Linked DNA regions of Homo sapiens: all the other regions are linked to region 1. A link is a loop called in an ENCODE intact Hi-C map of the cell type or tissue named here. Cell type or tissue: GM12878. All regions are shown on one strand.

What was found. A loop is a pair of places that touch in the nucleus more often than their neighbours do. Peaks named below come from ENCODE experiments on the same cell type or tissue, not always from the same donor. Only the 100,000 strongest peaks of a DNase experiment are listed, where the experiment ranks them.
Region 2: it touches region 1 in a loop (7-fold over the local background); 17 of 110 quality-filtered maps call a loop at or near these places.
Region 3: it touches region 1 in a loop (10-fold over the local background); 21 of 110 quality-filtered maps call a loop at or near these places.

Annotation. Positions count from the first base shown.
Region 1 is chr5:132,384,515-132,389,514 of GRCh38, reverse strand. SLC22A5 (solute carrier family 22 member 5) reads right to left here. Exons shown (of 10, transcript NM_003060.4): 4 at 4,016-4,187; 5 at 2,364-2,490; 6 at 494-594. Among named protein-coding and RNA genes, the nearest start is that of MIR3936HG, 17 kb to the right of the region's middle. RefSeq lists enhancers at 2,675-2,884, 3,025-3,074, 3,568-3,897. In GM12878, CTCF peaks have their summits at 2,780 (motif pointing left) and 3,952 (motif pointing left); DNase peaks (open chromatin) are centred at 2,754 and 3,944; H3K27ac peaks cover 373 bases.
Region 2 is chr5:132,061,136-132,066,135 of GRCh38, reverse strand. It overlaps IL3 (interleukin 3), which reads right to left. Exons shown (of 5, transcript NM_000588.4): 3 at 3,735-3,824; 4 at 3,569-3,610; 5 at 2,932-3,467. The coding sequence ends at 3,345. It overlaps LOC105379174 (a long non-coding RNA gene), which reads left to right and starts at 3,424. Exons shown (of 5, transcript XR_001742531.2): 1 at 3,424-3,496; 2 at 4,528-4,665. RefSeq lists an enhancer at 414-920 and an insulator at 1,158-2,156. In GM12878, CTCF peaks have their summits at 596 (motif pointing left), 1,262 (motif pointing left) and 2,520 (motif pointing right); DNase peaks (open chromatin) are centred at 585, 1,265 and 2,585.
Region 3 is chr5:132,881,189-132,886,188 of GRCh38, reverse strand. It overlaps AFF4 (ALF transcription elongation factor 4), which reads left to right. Exons shown (of 21, transcript NM_014423.4): 19 at 1,070-1,113; 20 at 2,629-2,849. Among named protein-coding and RNA genes, the nearest start is that of LEAP2, 10 kb to the right of the region's middle. In GM12878, a CTCF peak has its summit at 2,760 (motif pointing right); no DNase peak of the experiment used is centred here.

The DNA of each region.
Region 1 (5,000 bases):
CTGGTAAGGACATCTAGGCTATAGCCCTGACTCCAGGACCGTTTATGGACATCCCAGGAGGAGCACATCCCACTTCCACATTTCCAGAAAGTAACTGGCAGCCTCTGCAGCCTACAGGACATGGTGTCTTCACTCAGATCCTTCTTAAAAGCCCTACCTGGCCTCCTCAGCCACTGTCGGTAACTGGGTAGGAGACGGGAACTAAATGACCCAAATTGGGCAAGGATTCATCTTAAGATCTGGAGAGATTCCCCACAAGAGTCCATATTTCCCACAACAGCCTCCACAATTGTTTTCATTCTCCTTTTCTGAGGTTCCATCCCATTAAGAATTGTGACATGCCCATTTTTTCCATCTAACACAAGACATATCCTTTTCACTCTCTGATGACATAGGCTTTGAATTTTGTCTGAGGCATGTCTGTAAACAAGAGGCCCAATGGCCACTTCAAGAAGCTTTGTCTGGAAGCCTCAGGCAGGTCTCTTTTACATACCACAGCATTATGGACATGATGGTGACCATCCGGATATTCCAGGTTCGAAGCAGATCCAGAATGTTGTGGGACTGCTGCTTCTTGGAACTTAGGTCTTGTAACTGCAGGAACAACATCATAAGTGTATGGGAAGAAGAGGTGGTCAGAGACTCAGAGCACACAATAACATACTTGAATCCCTGGCATCTTAGCTGTCTGCATCTCAGCGTCGGGGAGTGTTACGTTTCTAAGAACAGTAAGTATACTGACTGTGTTTTAGGCTGTGAAAACTTCCCTAGGCCTTGTCAGTAACAAATCAGAGTGAATGAAAATGAGGAAAAGTAAGTGACCAGTCCCTCAAGGGTACAGGAAGACAGAGGCCCAGGCTGACAGCTTCCTCACTGCACCCCCACATATTCCTGTCGGTGGCCACATTCCAAGGAGGCCTCTAAGTATTCCTCCCGAAGCCTGGCTCCCTGCCCTCTGGGTCAGAGAGAGTACCTGGCTGTGTGGTTTATTGGTCTGATATTTTTTAAAAGTTAATGTTTTGAGTCCTTATACTATGTAGTTACTGGTGTGCTTCCAGGGAAAAAGAATTCAAATAGAAAAACAGGAAAATTGACCTGAGCTTCACCCAGAGTGACTTCCTATGAAATTCAGCACAGCCAAGGCCATTAATAAACCACACGTCTAAACACACTGATGTTGCTTTCTTAAGCAAACCCAGGTTTGGAGCTTGTTTTTCCAGAGTTAGAAGTTCAACAAAAGGTCAACTTTGGACTGAAAGTATCCCCTGAAATAGCCTCATTTCCTCAAAGATGCCAGTGGGGCTTATGCATTCACCCAGATTGACCCCTCACTTAAAAGCCCCCAAAACCACCTAACTTAAAAGCCCTCTGCCACACTCCTGCCTGACCTTTGCGCACAGGACCCCTTTCTGGTGCATGCTGACAGTGGCTGCTGGGCCACCACTCACTGGGAAGTCTGCAGGGCTGGCAGTGGCCATTGGCCTCCGCTGTCTACAATAACTGTTCCCTCTTTTCCAAGCCCAACCATGCCTGCCTCTCACACTTCAGCAGGGCTGCTTGTGGCTGTTCCCACACCCAACCCCTCATCTTCCAGTCAGACCACAGACACATTCCAGAACCCCACCAGGCAGCATTTACAGCTTCTAACCTCTCATAGTCACGAGACCAAGGAAAACTGCCTGCTACAGAGATGGTAGGAGAGGGAACGGGAAGGAAAAGCAAGAACCAGGAACTAGGTAGAGCCAAGAAATGAGTCATGGTGTGTGAGAACAGGGCTGACGGGAGGGGTGGGGTAGGGGGAAGAGGTGGACATCAAAAAGGACCTGACTCCAAGATGATATGCAATAATTAACCATTGGAGGGCAGAAAGAGACTAAACACTTTTTTTTTCTTTTTAATGAATAATTGCTAATACTCAAGAGATGAAATACTTCTAACTCCAAATCTATTTGTGCTTTACATTTTACGTTTGGGGTTAGCTTTGTAAGGTGACAAGCCACCTTAGGTATAAGAAACAATGATTTTCCCAAATGCTGACTTTATGAAAGGCCTATTACTCAAAAAGAGTATTTATTGTTAGAAGTAATGGTTAAAATATATGATTGCCTAGAAAGGAAGTAAAAAATGAAAATCTGAAACCCGTGGTGAAAAGAGTGAGGCAGCTGTAACCTATTCCTCAACTTCTGAGTGTTAACAGGGCCCGTGTGGGGGTGGGGAGTGGGGGGATGGGGGGAATGGGCAGTTGGGGCTTGGGCGGAGAGAGGGCTGGGCTGCTGTGAGCAGGGAGGACTTCAGGGCTGGGTGCTGCTGCTCTCAAATCACGGTCAGTCTGTCCCTCTCACCCACACCCACATGGTGCTTACCTCACTCGGGTCAAAGATAGTGGAAGGCACAACAATCCCATTGGCTTTGGCAGCCTTGCGGATGATCACCTCTGCCTCTTCAAATCGTCCCTGAGAGATGAGCCATCGGGGGGACTCAGGGATGAACCTGGCAGTACAAGGTCCAATCTCAGTGAGGCCTCCCTGCCAACAGCAGACCCACAGACCAGGTAGAGCACAGCCATAGGTGGGAATAAGGTTGCAGAACCAGAGCTTGTGGAATGTTTGGTGATCACAAGCCAGAAGCAAAGAGCTGATCCACACGCAGCAATAACCTGGGGTGGATGAGCTTATGTGTACCCCACACCGCACAAAAATGGGAGAGCCCTGCACCCCCTGACGGCATCCCCATGCTGGCTGGCCACCTCCATTTCTGAAGAGCAGTGTTGCCATCTGCTGGGCTGAGGAGATGGGTGCAAGATGGGCTCCGGAAGCCTGGCTTCTGTGCATGTCTATGTCAGCCCAGGCCCTGCTACACTCTCCTCCCTGTCCCCGGCACCAACAGAAGCTTCTGCACTGGCCTTTTAGCTTCTCTTCTCTCCTCACCCTACCCCTGATTTATCCAACAGATTAGTCAGATACTCTACCTAAAATAGCATGTTTGGCCAGGTGCAGTGGTTCACTCCTATAATCCCAGCACTTTAGGAGGCCAAGGCCGGTGGATCATTTGAGGCTAGGAGTTCCAGACCAGCCTGGCCAACGCAGTGAAACCCGTCTCTCCAAAGAAATACAAAAAAAATTAGCCAAGTGTGGTGGCAGGCACCTGTAGTCCCAGCTACTCGGGAGGCTGAGACATGAGAATCGCTTGAACTGGGGAGGCGGAGGTTGCAGTAAGTGGAAATCACGCCACTGCACTACAGCCTGGGCAACAGAGACTTTGTCTGAGAAAAAAAAAAGAAAAAAAAAGAAAAGAAAAAGAAAAGAAAAAAAGGAAAAAAATTAGCATGTTTATCAAGGCACTTGAGTGCTCTATGGATATTATTTTCCACCTTGCTGGGACCAGGTAGCCGCCCCCCACCCTCGGTCATGACTGGGCCCCATGATGTGCGGCTTACTCTCCCACTATGCCCTGAAATGCTCTCTGCTCCACTTGGGCTGGTGATCTCACCTTCTCCACCTGCAAGGGGTGATTCCCACCTTAGCACCTCTGCAGTGTTCCCCTCTTGGTCTGGAATGGCCTCTTCTCTGCCTGTTCAACTCCTCTACCTTGGTGGTGCAGAAGGAGCCTGGCTTCCTCCATGTGGCTACCCTGAGGACTCTTGCTTTTGGTGCCAGTGCCTGTGGCATGAGGCTTCAGCAGCACACAGCCAGAACTAGGGCCTACACTGTCCTGCCCTGAGGCTTGGGAACTTCCTACAGGGCATGCTGGACCCCATCTTCTCACAGCTACTGCTATTTTTCCCCACACTTGGGGCAACCCAGCACAGGGCTGAGAGCAAGTCTGTTGCTGTCATGGGATTCTGTTTTGTTTTGGCTCTTTTGAGTGTGGAGAAAACATTCTGAAATAATTTATAATCTATGCTTCCTGTCTCTGGGAGACAAAATAGGGATTCATGGGTTGTTGCTGCCCTCTAGTGAAGGCCAGACAGAAATCATCCTGCCAGTGGGCACATGGGGCACAAGGTCACACTCACCACCAGAGTGCCACGCATAGCACCCCCGGCATCGTCAGCGCCACCAGCAGCATCCGCCAGTCTCGGATGAAGTAAGCAAACAGTGGCAGCACCATGTAGCCAAATGCATAAAATATGCACACTCCTAACGTAGAGAATATTATACGAACTGACTTGCCAAGAATTTCTGTCCCTGTTCAAAACAAGGGAGGTCGAGTTAGCAGTTTAATTTGGGTTCCTTCCTTATTAATTTTTTATGGTATCTTTGTGAATACACAGACAAGAAAACAGCGAGAACTCTCTCTAAGTTCATGGCGCTAGGGAGCGGATGGCGTTCTGAACCCCTCCTGTCTGACTGTCTCCTGGGGGTACATCCCTGTGGCCTCTCAGGCCCCCAAGCAACAGTTCTCTCTTGAAAATTTCGCCATGTTCTGAAGCCATGTGCTAAAGATGCCATGGTAGGCCCCCTTTAATCCTCACATGAGGAAGAATTTATTAAAAGTGAAGTCATTACTAAGTCAGCACATGCTGACTTAAGCCTCAAGGAAAGAATATTAAATATAAAAAGAAAAAACAACCCTTTCAACAATACAACCCAAGGAACTCAAAGGCCTTATCAGCTAGAGTCAGGTTCCTCCAAACACAGGCCGGCCTGGCAGCTTCTCAGTGACAACAGGCTGGCACATTTGAGACAAAGCCCTGCAGTGTGCACTCTGAATTAAAACCCTGAAGGTGACGAAAGCCCCTTCCTATCAATTTATTCTTGTCCGTAGATATCACCAGCCACAGTGCTCTGCAGACAAGGGGTTCTCTACCTTAGCAAGCTTGCCAGTCACAGCCCCTCCTCCTCCAACCATGCCGCCCTCTTTCTGGGGCTGGCTCAGCCCTGTGCAGTGGCAGGCCCTTTTTGTAAATGGAGGATCTCTGGTGAGTCCTAGTAAATTGACCATCAAGTACTAAGACCAAGGAGCCACAGCCCAGAGGCCAGAAAAGAACTGGAAATCAG
Region 2 (5,000 bases), 320 kb after region 1:
TGCCTCCGATGAGGTCCACGCCCATCCGTCGGTCCTGTGCTGTCTGTAATGACCCCCACCGCACTGTGCTGGGCCAACTGCACAAGGCCAGGAGGCCTGAAAGGCCTGGCCCAGTGTCTCACCTATGCCCGCCCCAGCCTGGGGGAGCCGTGGAGGGTCCTCAGAGCAGTTGCTCCACTGAGTCAAATGGGGGCTTGAGTCCAGGGCAGGAGGAACAGAGCCCCTTCCTGGAGTGGGAGGATTCCTGTCAAGGGGTGAGGCTTGTTGTGCCTTCTGAGTTCTGCCCTCCTTAGGCACTTGCCTTTCTGTCAATTTTCCCTTTGTTCTATTTTTCTGCATTTCCAAGTTTTTCAGTAAAGAGTATATACGCTTTCCCATCTTCTCCTCCAATGAAAAACAATAGTTTTGTTTTTTTTTTTTGAGATGGAGTCTCGCTCCAACAATAGTTTTTAAGTGAAAAATAAAATTCCTGGCTGAGAGCTGTAATCCACCTTCCCCCTGAGCAGACACCTGGGATGTGGGAAGGCAGGAACTTGGGCCTTCTCTGGTGGTTCTGGGATTTATAATGGGGCGATGCTGCCCCCTGGCGCCATCTGGACACACAGACCTGGCCCAAAGGACAGGCTCCACATCCTAATGCCATCACAGTGGGGATTCAATTTTAACATACAAATTTGGAGGGAACATAAACCTTCTGTCAAAGCATGTAGAAATTCCCCCAGCCTGTCCAGGAACTGACTGCCACTTGGTTCTGGCCCCAGTCTGGCTTTAAGCTGCAGTCTATACTATTCCAGAAGGTCAGCGAGGAGCCCCCAGCGCATCTGAAAAGGTCCGCCCACTGCCCTCTCCAGCATGTCACCTCCGCGTGCCACCCTCCGCCAGCGACAGGTCCTGACGACTGGCCTCGTGCACCAGGTCTGTGTCTGATCCAGCCACTAACCCTGCCTCTTGCAGGCATCAGTCACTAACACAGGACCAGCAGAGGAGACAGCTGCTGACCCACTCTCCAGGGTGTGAAGAGGAGGTGGCAAGCAGCGACTCATCTGGGAACATGGGGCTGGGGCACAAATGCTGCCTCAGCCCAGGATGAAAACAGGACTAGCTGTCACGTGCGAGAGGGAGGGAAAGTGAGGGCTGGGGGGAGCTGGGTGTGCAGGAGACTTGGGAAACCCAGTCCAGAGTCAGACCTCTCACCCTACCCTCTCAGGCCTGGCTCCTCCAGGACCTCTGAAGTGCCCTGAGACCAGTGGCACACACCTCCCCCTAGTGGTCAATCCAGAAACTGCAGCAGCATCCTCTGTATCTCCTCCCAGGCTAAGTCCAACAACAGACATCCCCTGGTCCCCAGGCAATGCCCTCAGTGAGCCAGGCTGGGGAGAGGTGGGGGGAGGGGGAAAAGAGAGTTCTTCTGTGGGAACATAACGATTTTTTAGGGGGAAGAATTTAGGGAAATAGAGTTCTGAGCCTGTAGCAGATAAATCTTCCATCATCTCCAGTCCCATTCAAGCAGCCGGGCTGTTCCTTATTCATAACCTCAAGGGAGGGATGGATCAAGGTGGAAAACAGGAAAAAGGGGGACAGGACCCCTGCACCTGGTGTCAGCCTCTGACGCTTTTCTGGGACTTGAGAGGAATCAGAGAGGATGCTATTGCTGCTTACGTGGTGACAGAGGAAGGCCCCTCTGCCCCTCCTTCCACTGGCAGACTGAGTAGGGCCACAGGGTGGTGTGCAGGGGAGTTAGAGGGGGGCACTCAGGGCTAAAGGGCCAGGTGGTAGACTGAAGCCACACTCGGGATGTCCCAGCCTCCTGCCTTCTGCCTCCAGGCTGGTCTGCACCACCTCCGTGCCACAGTGGCTGTCCCTCCAGTGGGTCCCTGTGTACCCACCTATTTCGGAGGAGGGCCCCATCCTGGGATGGTGTGGACAGTCCAGAGGTGGGCAGAGTTTGAGTTGGTCCATGGAATAGGAACTCATCAAGCCAAGTAAGGGCATGCCAGACTGAGGTGACAATGTGGATAGAAGCTCCAGGGCATGAAGAGAGGCTTCATGGAAGGCTGTCTAGGAAGTCCCAGCACTCCTGTTGGCTGGAGCATTGATTAGGGTGGTAGCCATGGGGGAAACAGAAGCAACAGATGGAGGTGAGCCTTATACGTTGTCCTAAGGATATGGACAAGGTCCAGAAGACCCCGAGGACTGGGGGATTCAGTATAGATCCACATGGTCAGATTTGCATTTTCTAAAACTCCATCTGGCTCCCCAGTAGAGCACAGATCGTCAGGGTGTGGGTTCCAGGGCTGGCCGGGAGGCCTACAGGGTGGCTGCTAAATCATCAGGCAGGAGAGGCTGGGGGCTTAGGCAGGGGTGGAGACTCCAGGCTTGGAGGGTTTTAAAGGAATGGAATGAAGAATTGGGTGGCTTGTGTCAGCAGAACCTGCTGCCTTGAGGGGGTCAGGGGATGTTGATCCCTGATGTTGGCCCTGGGAGGAGCAGGGGCGGCGGCTGCAGTTTCTGGAAGGACCACTAGGGGGAGACATGCCACAGGATTAGCATGCTCCAGACCACAGGGACCTGAATTCAAGCCCCAGCTGGGCCACTATCAGCTTAGGCAGTTGCTCAACCAGGCCGAACTTCAGTTTCCCATGAAACGGAGAAAACATACTCTTGGTTGGGGTGAGGAATAAGTTAGATAGCATAGGTAAAATGCTCAGAACGGCTCCTGGTACCTGGTAGCAGTTCTGTGGATTTTCAAGATTGCTAGGGTTATCATCACCTTTCTGGAAATGGGGGTGGCAGGAGGGCAGTGTGAGAACAAGCTCACCCAGACAGCATCCACGTGGCAGGATCAAGCCACCCAGGATTTGTGGCACACCAGTCTCCCTTAAAATGGTCACTAAGTCCCAAGTCAAATTGAGACACTGGTAACAAAGCAGTTGTTCAGAGTCTAGTTTATTCTCACACATCCCTAGGAACCAGTTTAAAACTCGAGGTACAAATGAACATGCTCCCCACCCCACTCTGAGTTTTTTGCAGAAGCAGCAGGACATGGCTCCTCTGCTAAAATAAATACAGTTCACACTCCAGGCAATAAATAAATAAATACATACATACATAAATAAATAGTCTCAATGGGATAAAAATGAGAACACAACCGCACAAGGCCAAATGGGAGCTGCACATTTCAGAAATTAGATAATTAACAATTCATCTGATGCCGCAGGAAAAGGTGAAATGCTTCTGGTCCTGGAATGTGTGAGAGATGACCCAGAGGTTTCAGAAGTTCTGCTGTTTTTGATGTCCCGAGGCTCTGTGGTGAGAAGGCCCAGAGAACGAGCTGGACGTTGGACTCAAAAGATCGCGAGGCTCAAAGTCGTCTGTTGAGCCTGCGCATTCTCAAGGGTTTTCAGATAGAACGTCAGTTTCCTCCGGAATTCATTCCAGTCACCGTCCTTGATATGGATTGGATGTCGCTATAAAGAAACCAAGAAGGTGGCATTAGGTGAGTCCAGGCTGTAATGGTGATGACCAGCTGAGGAGCAAGCCATGACGGGCATCTTGGGGGACAGCTTACCGTGGGTGCGGCCGTGGCCAGGGGCAGACATGGCAGGAGATTCTGTGGAAAGAGACCAAAGCAGATGGTCAGAGATTCCCTTGGAAAGGGAGTGGGCCCTGCTCTCCTCCCCAGAGGCAGGGCAGGGCCAACACAGGGATCCCAAACCCTCAACAGCTTCACATACTTTAAGAATGCTCTCAATTGCTGATGCGTTCTGTAAACTCTTGACAGCCCTGTTGAATGCCTCCAGGTTTGGCCTTCGAAGGTTATTTTCCTAACGGGGCAGAGAATACACTTAAGGGGGAAAGGTTACAGAGTATCCCTCCCACAAGCAGGTGGAAGTCACCCCCACAGTTTCCCAAGCCCACTGTTGGGGACATCCTCGGGTTCCCTCCTAGTCCCGTTCTTGCCTCAGGTGGGTCCCTGCCCAAGGGCACAGGCCTAGAAGTGAGTGGCAGGCAGGACCTGGTTTCCTCAAGCCCCCAGTCTCTGGCTCCATTTGAGCTACATAAAGGGCCTAGGTGGGCTGGGCGCAGTGGCTCAAGCCTGTAATCCCAGCACTTTGGGAGGCCGAGGCAGGCAGATAACCTGAGGTCGAGTTCAAGACCAGCCTGACCAATATGGTGAAACCCCGTCTCTACTAAAAATACAAAAATGGGAGTGGTGGTGCATGCCTGTAATCCTAGCTACTTGGGAGGCTGAGACAGGAGAATTGCTTGAACTCAGGAGGCAGAGGTAGCAGTGAGCTGAGATCGTGCCACTGCACTCCAGCCTGGGCAACAGAGTGAGACTCTTGTCTCAAAAAAAAAAAAAAAAATGGGTGGGGAGGGGGTACCTAGGTGGATCTTTCTGCACTTGGGGGAAAAAATATCTCCAAAAAGAAGCTCTACAAAAGACAGGGGGTTTTCCAAGGGAAGTATTTGTAGCTCAGAGGCTGATAACAGTGTTCATGCCCTGACTGAATTAAAGTCTCCTAGAAATCAAGAAGAAAATCACAGAGACCCCAGCATGGAAATGGGTGCAGCATGTGAGCTGTGAGTGCCCCAAACACAGATGGCCCAGGAACTCAGCAAAGGCTTCCACTTCTTGTTTGACCCAAGAAATGTCATGCAAAGGTGAGACAGAACAACTGCAACCAACTGGAACCATGAAAAATAACTGTAAATGATAATGCCACAGCCAATGAGGGTGGAAAACACAAACTCAATTTTTTAAGGGAAAAAGAAGCTGGCACATCTGAGGGGGAAATTTCTGTCTGTCAGTCCAGAGTCTGCCCTACCAAACACTGACCTTAAGGCCCTTGGTATTCCTCACCTAGAACTGCCTTTTCATTTTCTAATTTAAAAGTCATTTTCATTATTATAGCCATGGCTGTGGCCATGTATTGAACTCTTAAGTGCCAGATGCTGGGCCAGAACATGCACATTGTGCCATTTGATTGTCATAACAA
Region 3 (5,000 bases), 500 kb before region 1:
ACTTTTCAAATAAGTTTGAGGTTTCTTTGAGTTTTTTAATCTACGTGTATCTGATTGTAGAACTCTTATAGCCATGTGCAGCGGCTGTATTTACTTTTTAAATGATCTTTTGTTTTCGGCCGGGTTCGGTGGCTCACGCCTGTAATCTCAGCACTTTGGGAGGCTGAGGCAGGCAGATCACGAGGTCAAGAGATTGAGACCATCTTGGCCAACATGGTGAAACCCCATCTCTACTAAATATACAAAAATTAGCCAGGCATGGTGCCACACGCCTGTAGTCCCAGCTACTTGGGAGGCTGAGGCAGGAGAATCGCTTGAACCCTGGAGGCGGAGGCTGCAGTGAGCCGAGGTCATGCCACTGCACTCCAGCCTGGTGACAGAGAGAGAGACTCTGTCTCAAAAACAAACAAAAAGTCTTTTGTTTTCATGCCATCCTTTTCTGACTACTATCTTAGTTTCCTAAAAGATTTTCCTATGTTTCTTCAGGCCAGTACCACATAAATCCTCCTAAAATCTGCCTCTGATTATGACTTGGAACCCTTCAGTAGTTGCCTGCTGGGTCAAGTTTAAACTCCTTACCCTGGCCCCAAGGGGTCTCTTGTTCCTTGTCTAAACCTCTGCTTTAGGCAAACTGCATGGGGCACATACACTGTCTTTTCTGCAGCCTTTGTGCATAGTATGATTCATCTCTCCCCTCTCCCCACCCACCCACCCACCCACCCCTTTTTTAAGAGGGAGTTTTTTAAAAAAAACGATCATGGCTCACTGCAGCTACTCCCAGGTAGCTGGGAGTAGCTGGGATGTATCCCCCTTCCCTTTATCCATGTGTTACTCATTATTTCCTTGCCTCTTCTGTGAAGTCTTCCAGAACACCCAGCTCTCACCTAATAATTTATTTCTTTTGTACTTTTACACACACACACACACACACACACACACGTATTTTGGTGTCTTAAATATTTACAGCTGCTCACGATGAGCTCTTGCCCAAAGCTTTTAAATATATTTAGAACTTCTTAAAGTAGTGGTGGTTTTTGTTGTTGTTAAGTACATTTTACTTTTTCCACAGAATTCTTATAATAATTCTCAAGCACCATCGCCTGGCTTGGGAAGGTAGGTAAAATTTTATTATGTAAAATATTATTGTGGCAATAAAAGTGAAATGAGTATGGTCCAATTTCCAAAAATGGAAAGATGACTACTTTTTAAATAAGTAAAACCATCTCTGATAAAATATTTTTAGAAGTTATAATTTTTTCTCTGTATTTTTTAGGAATTGAAAATATAAATGAACATAATCATAAAGATTAGATATGAGACGTTTCACCTGTTAAGAAATCTGAGTTTTTACTAGCACTCAACCCTTTTCACAGTTTGATTTCCATAGTTACTTGGACTTATCACAGCAGGCTTATCTTTAGTCAGATCTTGGCACTGCCAGAATTTAGTAACAATGACATGATTGTGATTTCTCCTTCATCTCCACGTCACTTTCATCCCACCTATCTCCCAAAGGATAAAAAACACCATGGAACCTTTTAAATTGTATCTGTTCAGTTATTATGTTTATAAGAATTGACATTCTTTGTCCTGTGTGTATTTTCTTACATAAGTTTATAATGCTAAAAGTGCAGATAAAAATACAAACAAGCCGGGCATGGTAGCTCACGCCTGTAATCCCAGCACTTTGAGAGGCCGAGGTGGGCAGATCACAAGGTCAGGAGTTCAAGACCAGCCTGGCCAACATGGTGAAACCCCATCTGTGCTAAAAATACAAAAATTAGCCGGGTGTGGTGTCGTGCGCGCCTGTAATCCTAGCTACTCTGGAGGCTGAGGCAGGAGAATCATTGGAACCAGGGAGGCGTGGAGGTTGCAGTAAGTCGAGGTCATGCCACTGCACTCCAGCTTGGGTGACAGAGCATGAGTGTCTCCAAAATATGTATATATGTGTATACACAAGTTTATTTTTACCCCAACTTTTGATTTTTCCTTTCTTTTAGTGTGTGATCATAGTCTTGAACATTTCACAAATTTTAATACTCCTGAAATGAACCTGCCAGATTTCAACATGTATGTTTTCTAAGAAATATTTAATTGGCAGGAAGCTTGGGGTGATTACAGTTGCTTGAGAGAGCTGTACCTCTTTGTTACCTCTGAGTAATTTGGTTAAACTAGGAAAGTGTCAGAAATTGTGGAGTTCAATAAAAGATGTTCCCATCTTCTACCACAGTTTTTTAGGTTAAATGTGAATTCCACCAAACTTTCTACAAAACAGTATAAAAAATATGTAATTATATGCCCGAACAGATGGAAAGTGTTGAGCAGAGAGTGAGGGGATCTGGCTTTTAAGTCTTTGAACTGTAACAAGGTACATGACTTCTTCAGTTATTGTCCATCTCTTGTTTTGTTGTTATTCATTAAAACAAAGGCTACAGATTCTAAGATAACAAGATTATGAATTACAAGATTATAGTACTTATTTAGAAGAAATTGTAGCTCTCTGAAAACCCATCTAGTTTAAGAGAATCTTTACATTTTAAATGCTTTCATGTAGAAAGAGCTAGTAGTACTTGATTTTATAATGCTTACCATGTCCATATGAACAAGCTTCCTATTTCTGTTGTGTAGCAAAGCTGTGGGGATGCCTTCCCCTGTTTCTCCAAAGCTGTCACCAGGCAATTCAGGAAATTATTCATCTGGGGCCAGTAGTGCTTCTGCAAGTGGTTCTTCAGTGACCATTCCACAGAAGATCCACCAGATGGCAGCCAGCTATGTTCAGGTCACATCCAACTTCCTCTATGCCACCGAAATTTGGGACCAAGCTGAACAGCTTTCCAAAGAGCAAAAAGGTAGGTAGGTTTCTGGATAAACTTCAAGGGATGGAATTGTTAGAAGGAACTTTTATAATTTAGTTAAGTAAGCGTTTAGTCTGTATTTAGTTTTATTATTTAGAGTTAATGATAATCTGTTTGTTAATAGTCTTCATTGCTTAGCAGTTAAACAATAAATGAAACTGAATTTGGTCAAAAGATACCTCTCATGATTCTGGTGACAAAACTAAACTGAAAATAGTTCTTGGACTAAGACAAATGTGCTTATATTCTGGCACATTAAATGCAGCTCATACCATAAAAGTAATAAAATATATGTCCTACCCTAGGATGGTTAACAGTAAATTTGGCAATAGGCATAAGATTACATCCAAACATCTGTACATCTGAGAAGGTTAATGTATAAGAAAGCATGCTCATACTGGATTTTTAGGTATATTGGAAGAAACCTGTGAAATAAAGGAGACTAGGGAATGAATAGAAATTTTTTTTTTTTTTTTTTTGAGATGGAGTTTCGCTTTTGTTGCCCAGGCTGGAGCACAGTGGCACGATCTCGACTCACTGCAGCTTCCACCTTCCGGTTTCAAGTGATTCTCCTGCTCAGCCTCCTGAGTAGCTGGGATTACAGGTGCCCGCCACCATGCCCGGCTAATTTTTGTATTTTTAGTAGAGATGGGGTTTCACCATGTGAACCAGGCTGGTCTTGAACTGCTGACCTCGTGATCTGCCCATCTCAGCCTCCCAAAGTGCTGGGATTACAGGTGTGAGCCACCACGTCCGGCCAGAATTCTTAACATTCTTTAAAATTAGGTTGTTTGAGGCTTTGCCCTTTAAAAGTTTATTATTTCCCAAACCAAGGACATGGAGAATTATAAAGTCTTTGAAGACCTTAGTGGAAAGTACTGTATAACCACCATTTTATTTAGTAGATGTTATTAGCAAATATGTGCATGCAGCTTCTCTTTAGGCAGATCCTTTACAGAGAAACACTACATTAGCCAATCAAGTGTCATTTTGTCACAGAGTACATTTAAATACTTACAGCGTGAACAGGTAATCAGATGAAAATGAAAGATTCCTATCCCTAAAGAGAGGCAATGGTGAAAGGTAAAAGTGGAATCCCAACTTTTTTTTTTTTTTTTTTGAGACAGGGTTTTACTCTGTCACCCAGGCTGCCCAGGCTGTGGCACAGTCACAGTTCACTGCAGCATCTACCTCTTGGGCTCAAGTGATCCTCGTGCCTCAGCCTCCTGAGTAGCTGGGACTACAGATGTGTGCCACCACACCTGGCTAATTTTTCTACTTTTTGTAGAGATAAGGTCTCATTATGTTGCCCAGGCTAGGAATCCCAACATTCAACATAAAGCTGTATTTATAAAAACATAATTTGTGGCCGGGTGTGGTGGCTCACACCTTGTAATCTCAGCACTTCGGGAAGCCAAGGCGAGTGGATCACCCAAGGTCAGGAGTTCGAGACCAGCCTGGCCAACATGGTGAAACCCCATCTCTACTAAAAAAAAAAAAAAAAAACTTTTTTGTATTTTATATTTGGCTGAGGCAGCAGAATCGCTTGAACCCAGGAGACCAGGGTTGCAGTGAACCGAGATCGCGCCACTGCACTCCAGCCTGGGCGACAGGGAGACTGTCTAAAAATAAATGAAAATAAATAAAAACATGGGATTTAGTTATCAGTTGGTTCATGGCATATGATGGTAGCCGAAAGTTTGATATAATCTTAAGTGTCTAACCTCACAGAGGCTGTTACAGGAAACAGGCAAAGAATGTCCTCCTTTTTGTGTCACTTGCTTCTTATACAAAAGCAATGCACAAAATGTTTTGAGTAATCAGTAGCACATTATGGCATTAAATCTTCATTTTAATAATATCTACTGCATAATAGCAATTTATCATTTCCATTCATGGAATCCTGCTTATATATAACACTTAATTTCTGACCATACATTCTGTTTAAAATGTTGCATGACTTAGGGAACAAATGTAACTTGAGAGACTATGGAATGATTTGCTCTAAAACATGGACAGTAAGCATTTTAGTGTAGGAGGAGGTATTTTTTGAGTTTATGAATGCTGTTTTATAATCTCTACTCATAGTTTTAAAGCAGTGATTCAAAAGAGTATATATCATTTAATGAATGTTTTTGGTTTTCT